Linked DNA regions of Homo sapiens: region 1 is linked to region 2. A link is an interaction called in ENCODE POLR2A ChIA-PET data of the cell type or tissue named here. Cell type or tissue: MCF 10A. All regions are shown on one strand. Each heading gives the region's core, and the rest is flanking DNA. Links, peaks and the distances in the headings are about the cores only.

The links. ChIA-PET counts read pairs that join two places held together with the same protein. Peaks named below come from ENCODE experiments on the same cell type or tissue, not always from the same donor. Only the 100,000 strongest peaks of a DNase experiment are listed, where the experiment ranks them.
Region 1: POLR2A ChIA-PET joins it to region 2 with 7 read pairs; 7 of 35 experiments call an interaction of 5 or more read pairs at or near these places.

Annotation. Positions count from the first base shown.
Region 1 is chr9:128,605,532-128,609,906 of GRCh38, forward strand. SPTAN1 (spectrin alpha, non-erythrocytic 1) reads left to right here. Exons shown (of 57, transcript NM_001130438.3): 32 at 2,073-2,172; 33 at 2,321-2,518; 34 at 2,599-2,745; 35 at 3,343-3,446; 36 at 3,591-3,753; 37 at 4,120-4,134. Among named protein-coding and RNA genes, the nearest start is that of DYNC2I2, 49 kb to the right of the region's middle. In MCF 10A, for the core only: no CTCF peak of the experiment used is centred there; a DNase peak (open chromatin) is centred at 2,450.
Region 2 is chr9:128,680,653-128,684,993 of GRCh38, forward strand. It overlaps a transcript of DYNC2I2 not described here and a transcript of SET not described here. Among named protein-coding and RNA genes, the nearest start is that of SET, 6.4 kb to the right of the region's middle. RefSeq lists enhancers at 2,304-2,940, 2,941-3,578, 3,992-4,081. In MCF 10A, for the core only: no CTCF peak of the experiment used is centred there; DNase peaks (open chromatin) are centred at 2,759, 3,149 and 3,839.

The DNA.
Region 1 (4,375 bases), core at 1-4,000, 75 kb before region 2:
TCATTTTTATTGTGAAAATAGTACATGCTCAGCAGGGTACAATGGCTCACACCTATAATCCAAGCACTTTGGGGGGCCAAGGCAAGCGAATTGCTTGAACTCAGGAGCCGGAGACCAGCCTGGGCTACATGGCGAAACCCTATTTCTATTATAAAATTTTAATTTAAAAATCAAAAACGGCCAGGCACAGTGGCTCACGTCTATAACCCCAGCACTTTGGTAGGCCAAGGCGGGCAGATCACCTGAGGTCAAGAGTTCAAGACCAGCCTGGCCAACATGGCGAAATGCCGTCTCTACCAAAAGTACAAAAATTAGCCAGGTGTGGTGGCAGGCATCTGTAATCCCAGCTACTCAGGAGGCTGAGGCAGGAGAATCGCTTGAACCTGGGAGGCGGAGGTTGCAGTGAGCCAAGATCGTGCCACTGCACTCCAGCCCGGGCAACAAGAGTGAAACTCCATCTCAAAAAAAAAAAAAAATTAAAAACAGAAAAAAGTAGTACATAATCAATGTAAAATAGTCAAACTACTGAATGCCATATTGTTAAAAATAAGTCTCTGCAGCCGGGCACGGTGGCTCACGCCTGTAATCCCAGCACTTTGGGAAGTCAAAGCAGGTGGATCACGAGGTCAGGAATTCAGGACCAGCCTGGCCAATATGGTGAAACCCCATCTCTACTAAAAATACAAACCAGCCGGGCGTGGTGGCACACTGGCACACACCTGTAATTCCAGCTACTCGGGAGGCTGAGGCAGGAGAATCATTTGAACCTGGAGGCGGAGGTTGCAGTGAGCCGAGATCGCACCACCGTACTCTAGCCTGGGCGATGGAGCAAGACTCTGCCTCAAAAAAAAAAAAAAAAAACAAGTCTCTACTTTCCTATCCAAGTATGGGCATACTCCCTCTCATCTCCTTGCCATATGACATTATATTTTTCCCTAGACATATATATATATATATTTTTTTTTTGGGGGGGGAAGCGTTTCGCTTTTGTGCCCAGGCTGGAGTGCAGTGGTGCGATCTCAGCTCACCGCAACCTCCGCCTCCTGGGTTCAAGCGATTCTCCTGCCTCAGCCTCCCAAGTAGCTGGGATCACAGGCATGCACCACCAAGCCCGGCTAATTTTGTATTTTTTTTAGTAGAGGCGGGGTTTCTCCATGTTGGTCAGGCTGGTCTCGAACTCCTGACCTCAGGTGATCCACCCACCTCGGCCTCCCAAAGTGCTGGGATTACAGGCGTGAGCCACTGCGCCTGGTTGTCTTTTTCTTCTTTTTATTGAGGTAAAAGCCACGTAACATACAATTAACTACTTTAAAATGTGCAATCCAATGACATTTAATGTATTCACGGTGTTGTGCAGCCACCCCTCTCTAGTTTTGGAACATTTTCATTGCCCTAGAATAACATTCCTTAACTAATCACCCCCTCTTCTCTCTTCCCCACCCACTAGGAATCCTTTATCTGCTTTCTATGTCTATGGATTTGCCTCTTCTGGACATGTCATATAAAAGGAATCATACCATATCTGACCTTACACACTCAGTTTTGTGCCCTTGTGGTTGTACAGCTGTGAGAAACTGGATCAAATGTATGCCCAGGCCTAGGGCTTCAAGGGTTAATCCTAAAGAAAGGCTTTTTCTTTTTTTTCTTTTTTTTTTAGAGACAGGGTTGCACCACATTGCCCAAACTGATCTTGAATTCCTGAGCTCAAGCGATCCTCCTGCCTCAGCCTCCCAAAGTGCTGGGATTACAGGCATGAGCCACCACGCCTGGCCAACAAAAGCTTTTTCATTTGAAGCTATCAAAGACTTAATTGTAGCTAGAACTTGTTATTCTGGAGGGTGAAAAGATCTTAATTATAAGCCTACTGACTTTTCCTCTGAGAAATTCGGACTTTTAAAAAAATAACAAGAAGTTTTTTAACACTTTGCCCAAAGACCTAGCCTCATTCAGTAGATCAGATTAACCCAAGATAACTTTCTGAGGCAAGAATTATGTCATTCTCTGTTTTCCTGGGCAGAAGATCTCCTTACCAGGTAATATAATAGCTATTTTTCTGGGGTGCTGGTTTCCAGGGACCTCATGTCTTGGATCAATGGAATACGGGGGTTGGTGTCCTCAGATGAGCTAGCCAAGGATGTCACCGGAGCTGAGGCATTGCTGGAGCGACACCAGGTGGGTGGACCTGCCTGCTGAGTAGCAAAGACGTGGCTGCTCTGCAGGGCCCTAGAGGCCTCATTCCCACCCTTTGTGGTGAGTCGGTGGTTGACGTCAGAGTGGGCATCTGCTGCCAGTTACCTAATCCCTTCCCTCCTTTTGGCAGGAACACCGGACAGAAATCGATGCCAGGGCTGGCACTTTCCAGGCATTTGAGCAGTTTGGACAGCAGCTGTTGGCTCACGGACACTATGCCAGCCCTGAGATCAAGCAGAAACTTGATATTCTTGACCAGGAGCGTGCAGACCTGGAGAAGGCCTGGGTTCAGCGCAGGATGATGCTGGATCAGTGCCTTGAACTGCAGGTGTGTGTGCTCCTGGTTTCTGACCAAGTGTTTCCTTGCTGAAGGGCCTCATTTTCTCACCTGCCTCTTGCCCTCTTTAGCTGTTCCATCGGGACTGTGAGCAAGCTGAGAACTGGATGGCTGCCCGGGAGGCCTTCTTGAATACCGAAGACAAAGGAGACTCACTGGACAGCGTAGAGGCTCTGATCAAAAAACATGAAGACTTTGACAAAGCGATTAACGTCCAGGTGAGGCCTCTGGACCATGGAGTTGGAGTCTGGATTTTTCCTGATTGACATCTGTTTCTTGGCTTATATAGTCACTGTTATATCTCCAAGGAATACCTGCGTTGTCTAAGAAAAATATGTACATAAATAATCTTTAAAACTTTATAGATTCTGGTATTTCTGAGATTTTAATAATGGGGGTGCCACAGGAAAAAAAAATATTATCAAAGGGATGGAAAACAAATGTGTGGGTAGGTAAGGGAATAATGAACAAACAACAAGGAAGATGTAAAACTGTTTGATTTATACGTCACTTTGCTGTAAATCTGACAGCATTTTCCTATTATCAGGCTTAATTTTGTTCTGTTCTGATATTCTAACACCTGCCCCACCTGAGTGACCTGGAGACTTCTTGAGTTAAACTCTACTCTAGTAATGAATGAAATCAAGCTTTCTTTTGGCATTTTACACTCTTGCTTCTAAAGTGTCAGTGTATTCTGATCCTGCCACCAGCTAGTTCTCAGTCACCCAAAATAACTATCCTTTTCTCAAGACTGGCAGTCCAGGCAGGGCCCAGCCACAGGCCCACCTTGATCTCATGCCTTTGTTTTCTGACAGGAAGAGAAGATTGCTGCTCTGCAGGCCTTTGCCGACCAGCTCATCGCTGCCGGCCATTATGCCAAGGGAGACATTTCTAGCCGGCGCAATGAGGTCTTGGACAGGTGGGTGTCCTGTGGCACTGACATAGTCACCAGCCCTGAGAGGATGCATCCCCTCATACGAAGGCCCAGGCCTGTTCTGTCTCCCCACTTCCTTCTCCACGGTAAGATATGCTCATGTTGGATCTCATGGTTTCACTCTTTCAGGTGGCGACGTCTGAAAGCCCAGATGATTGAGAAAAGGTCAAAGCTAGGAGAATCTCAAACCCTCCAACAGTTCAGCCGGGATGTGGATGAGATTGAGGCTTGGATCAGTGAAAAATTGCAAACAGCGAGTGATGAGTCGTACAAGGATCCCACCAACATCCAGGTAAGCTGAAGTGACTGGGTGTTGGTCTTGATGTAGCCTTATGTTATTGAGTAGATTTTGTTAAATAAAGCATTTATAAAACAATCTCCTTGCACCCATGGGAAGTCAGTGAGAAATATTTCAGTAAGCCCAGCCAGTGGGAAAGCCCTAGTCAAGTTTCAGAGCCATTTAAAAGTTGCCTTCCTCATTTGTCTCCATTAAAACTATTTCTGCTGTAATAAAAGTCTATAGAATCCCCCTTCTATTACTGTTCCCAAATGCTGAGCTTCCTGGGGGAAGTATGACAAAATGAGTTTCTATTTAATAGCTGATATGTGTGTCCACATCAGTGTACTGAACTCTTGTTCTTTTAATCTGTTTTTGTAGCTTTCCAAGCTGCTGGTAAGTTTTTAATTTTTTTAAGAGTTGTAGTTAAATGAGCTCCAGTATTTGTGTTACTCTGCGTAGATTATTGTTATTATTGTGGTCACACGGTTTGCTGGTGTCTCTTCATCCATCCTTTTCATTTCTAATCATCCATTACACTCCATTCAAGTGTCCCTGTGGGATGTGGCTTTTTCTGTTGTAATTAGCCTGCAACGCCTTACTCCCCCTTCTCTCCCCCAGTTTATCACTTAGGCAA
Region 2 (4,341 bases), core at 342-4,341:
AGGTGTGAGCCACCGTGCCCAGCCTATTATTATTATTTTTGAGACAGGGTCTCACTCCGTCGCCCAGTCTGGAGTGCGGTGGCGTGATCTCGGTTCACTGCAACCTCCACCTTCTGGGTTCAAGTAATTCTCCTGCCTCAGCCTCCTGAGTAGCTGGGATTACAGGCGTGTGCCACCACGCCCAGCTAATTTTTGTATTTTTTAGTACAGACTGGGTTTCATCATGTTGGCTGGGTTGGTCTCAAACTCCTGACCTCAAGTGATTTGCCCACCTTGGCCTCCCAAAGTGCTGGGATTACAGGCGTGAGCCGCCACACCTAGCTTGTTTTTGTACTTTATACAAAAGAAATCACATGGTGTATACTATTTTGTGTCTTTGTCTTTCACTCAACATTATATTTGTAGGCTGCATTCACATCATTCCGAGTACCAGTCATTCATTTCTTTTCTTTTTTAGAGACGGAGTCTCACTCTGTCACCCAGGCTGGAGTGCAGTGGCGCAGTCTCGGCTCACTGCAACCTCAGCCTCCCGGGTTCAAGTGATTCTCCTGCCTCAGCCTCCCGAGTAGCTGGGACTACAGGTGCGTGCCACCACTCCAGGTTAATTTTTGTATTTTTAGTAGAGACAGGGTTTCACCATGTTGGCCAGGCTGGTCTTAAACTCCTGACCTCAGGTGATCCACCTGCCTTGGCCTCCCAAAGTGCTGGGATTACAGGTGTGAGCCACCTCGTCTGGCCCATTTATTTTCATTGCTTTGTAACTTTCCTTTCCTTGAATATCTCACAATGTATTCATTCTACCTTGGACAGACATTTGCATTGTTTCCAGTTTGTCTATTATGAATCTTGCTGCTGTGAACATTCTTGTCTATTATGAATCTTGCTGCTGTGAACATTGGTGCACGTTATGCATATCTGTTGGAGATGTAGGGAGGAGTACCATTGCTCGGTCACAAAGCATGAACACATTCAGCTTGGGTAGTCTTGGCATGCAGTTTTCCACCTTAGTTGTACCAATCTACCTTCTATTAGCTGTTGTGCTTTTGTTTTTTGCCTTACTCATTTTTATGCCCTAACAGACCCCCAATAACAGTGGCCTTTGTGACCCCCAGACAAGCGGCTTTCTAAAAATTCTTCTAGGTTGGGTGCGGTGGCTCACACCTGTAATCCCAGCACTTTGGAGGCTGAAGCAGGAGGATCACTTAAGGTCAGGAGTTCAAGACCAGCCTGGCCAACGTGGTGAAAACCCATCTCTACTTAAAATACAAAAATTAGTCACGCCTAGTGGCGGTGCCTGTAACCCCAGCTACTCAGGAGGCTGAGACAGGAGAATTGCTTGAAACTGGGAGGTGGAGGTTGCAGTGAGCCAAAGATTATGCCACAGCACTCCAGCCTGGATGACAGAGTGAGACTTTTTTTTTTTTTTTTGACAGTCTCGCTCTGTCGCTCAGGCTGGCGCAATCTCCACTCACTGCGATCTCCGCCTCCTGGGTTCTGGCCATTCTCCTGCCTCAGCCTCCCGAGTAGCTGGGACTACAGGTGCCTGCAACCACGCCCGGCTAATTTTTTGTATTTTTAGTAGAGGTGGGGCTTCACCGTGTTAGCCAGGACGATCTCGATCTCCTGACCTCGTGATCCACCCGCATCAGCCTCCCAAAGTGCTGCGATTACAGGCATGAGCCACCGCACCTGGCCCAGAGTGAGACTCTTTCTATAAATAAATAAATAGTAAAAATTCTTCTGGTCTGGTGTGGTGGCTTATGCCTGTAATACTAGCACTTTGGGAGGCTGAGGTGGGCAGTTGGCTTGGGACCAGGAGTTGGAGACCAGCCTGGGCAACATGGCCAAACCCTGTGCCTACTAAAAATACAAAAAATTAGCCAGGCATGGTGGTGACGTCTGTAGTCCCAGCTACTCAGGAGGCTGAGGTGGGAGGATCACCTGAGCCTGGGAAGTTGAGGCTGCCGTGAGCCATGATCACTAATGTACTTGAGCCTCAGAGACAGGATGGGACCTTGTCTTTTTTTTTTTTTTTTTTTTTGAGACGGAGTCTCGCTCTGTCGCCCAGGCTGGAGTGCAGTGTTGCGATCTCAGCTCACTGCAAGCTCCGCCTCCCGGGTTCACACCATTCTCCTGCCTCAGCCTCGTGAGTAGCTGGGACTACAGGTGCCCACCTCCACGCTCGGCTGATTTTTTTGTATTTTTAGTAGAGACGGGGTTTCACCATGTTAGCCAGGATGGTCTCGATTTCCTGACCTCGTGATCCGCCTGCCTCAGCCTCCCAAAGTGCTGGGATTACAGGCTTGAGTCACTGCGCCCGGCTGGGACCTTGTCTTAAAAAAAAAAAAAAGTCTTTTTTTGAGACAGGGTCCCGCTCTGTCGCCTAGGCTGGAGTGCAGTGGCACGATCTCGGCTCACTGCAACCTCCACCTCCCAGGTTCAAGCGATTCTCCTGCCTCAGCCTCCCAAGTAGCTGGGATTACAGGTGCCCACCACCACGCCCAGCTAAAATAAACCCTCTTCTCTTAACTTGTATCCCTTTCTGAAACAAGTGAAGAATGAATAAATACTCCAAGTCTCCAAAGTTTCCTGCTTTTCCCTCTTTCTCTGTAATTCTTTCTTTCTTCTTTTTTTTTTTTTTAAAGCAGGCATCTAATTCCTTTGTAATTCTTGATTGGGAAATCTTTTTTTCAACATTAATCTATCCCTTCAAGCAGAGACAAGGGAGGTCAGGAAGGAGTTAGCGAAACCGGGCAGTGGGGGTGTGGTTTACTGAGGAATGTTCCAAGCTTAGGTGAGGCAACAGCACGTGTTTAAATCTTTTGGAGGCCAAAGGAAAAAAAAAAGAGGATAAGTTCTCAGTAGGGGCAGGCCTGTCTACCTGGGGGTTTGGGAACGAACTGGGGGATAGGCTGCGGGGGTTTCACGTGAAACCAGGAGGTCTAGAAAGCACAGGGATCCTCTCCTCAAGGAAGAACTTGCCCCCTCCCCCAAAGCCAAGAGTGCCCCTGCAGAGCGAGGCAGAGAGCAACTAAAAGAAATTTCTCCTGATTGGAGGGTGGGTGGGATGAGGCTGGGGGAGGGGGCCGGGGTGTGTGTCCCACTGTCATGTAAATATCCCTTCCAGGCAGGGCGGCTCCAGTGCAGATTTAAGCCGCTGGCACCTGGGGCAGTCTCAGTGTTCAGCCTGCTTCCGGACGGGCGAGGAGACTCGTGGTCTGGTTCTGGGACTTCCCTAACAGCATGGCCCCTAAACGCCAGTCTCCACTCCCGCCTCAAAAGAAGAAACCAAGACCACCTCCTGCTCTGGGACCGGAGGAGACATCGGCCTCTGCAGGCTTGCCGAAGAAGGGAGGTACGTTTCTGCGCTAAGTTTTATTGGAGATTTAAGGGATTTGCAAGGATTGACTCTCTGATTTTTACCCCCCAATCCCTCTTGAGATGTGACCCCTAAGCACCCCCAAAGGGTTTTAAACCTGGGATGGTGGATTAAGTTTGCGTGAAGAACCAGAAGGGACTAGACTGGGAGAACGGGAGTGCACGGGAGCTCATCCCTGCCCCCAACTCAACACTGACCCCTGAGCTTGTCTCCCCAGCCCCCAAACTTCCTCCTCTGGGGCTCCCTTTCTTGGCAAGGGGCACTGCCAGCCAGCCTGAGGCCCCTCCTTCACCCCTCCACATCCAGCCAAATCCCCGATTCCTGGTGGTTCTACCTCAGTATCTCTCAGATCTGTCCACCTCTCTCTCTGTTCTTGCTGCCGACGGCGGCCCACAACTCTGGCCTGAATCTCTGCCACCTCCTCATCTTGGCTTCCAGCTTCCTCCTCCTCCCCTTCAGCCTGAGCATAGCCAATCACGTGGCCCACTCCCCGGCTTAAACCCCTCCCTTGCCTCCCCGCGTCCTCCAGGTGCTCAGAAACTTCTCTGGCCCGCCAACCCGGTCCCCGCCGACCTCTCCTGGTTCACACTTCTGAGACTCCCCACCTGGAGGCCTCCCTCAAGGTGGTACCCTTCACCTTGACCTCTTGGGACTCTACCCTCTGATCTCGGGGCCTAGACACCCACTTGCCCTTTCCTCTCCTTACCTGTGCACCACCTCCAGCTCTCTGCTGGAAAGTCACTTCCTGTGGGCAATCTGTGAGCCCCAACACTTGGGAGTTAGGAGTCCCAGAGTCATGCTGCCTCACCCTCTTGTCATTACATTGTAACCAGCAGTTTCATGCCTGCCCTTCCCCCCATTAAACTTAGAGGTGAGGGCTGCATTTTGGGAGACGTAGCTGGAGCTGGATAGAGAGTTGACTGTTCTGGTGACTAGGTCTGGCTCATAGGGGAGGGTTGTGG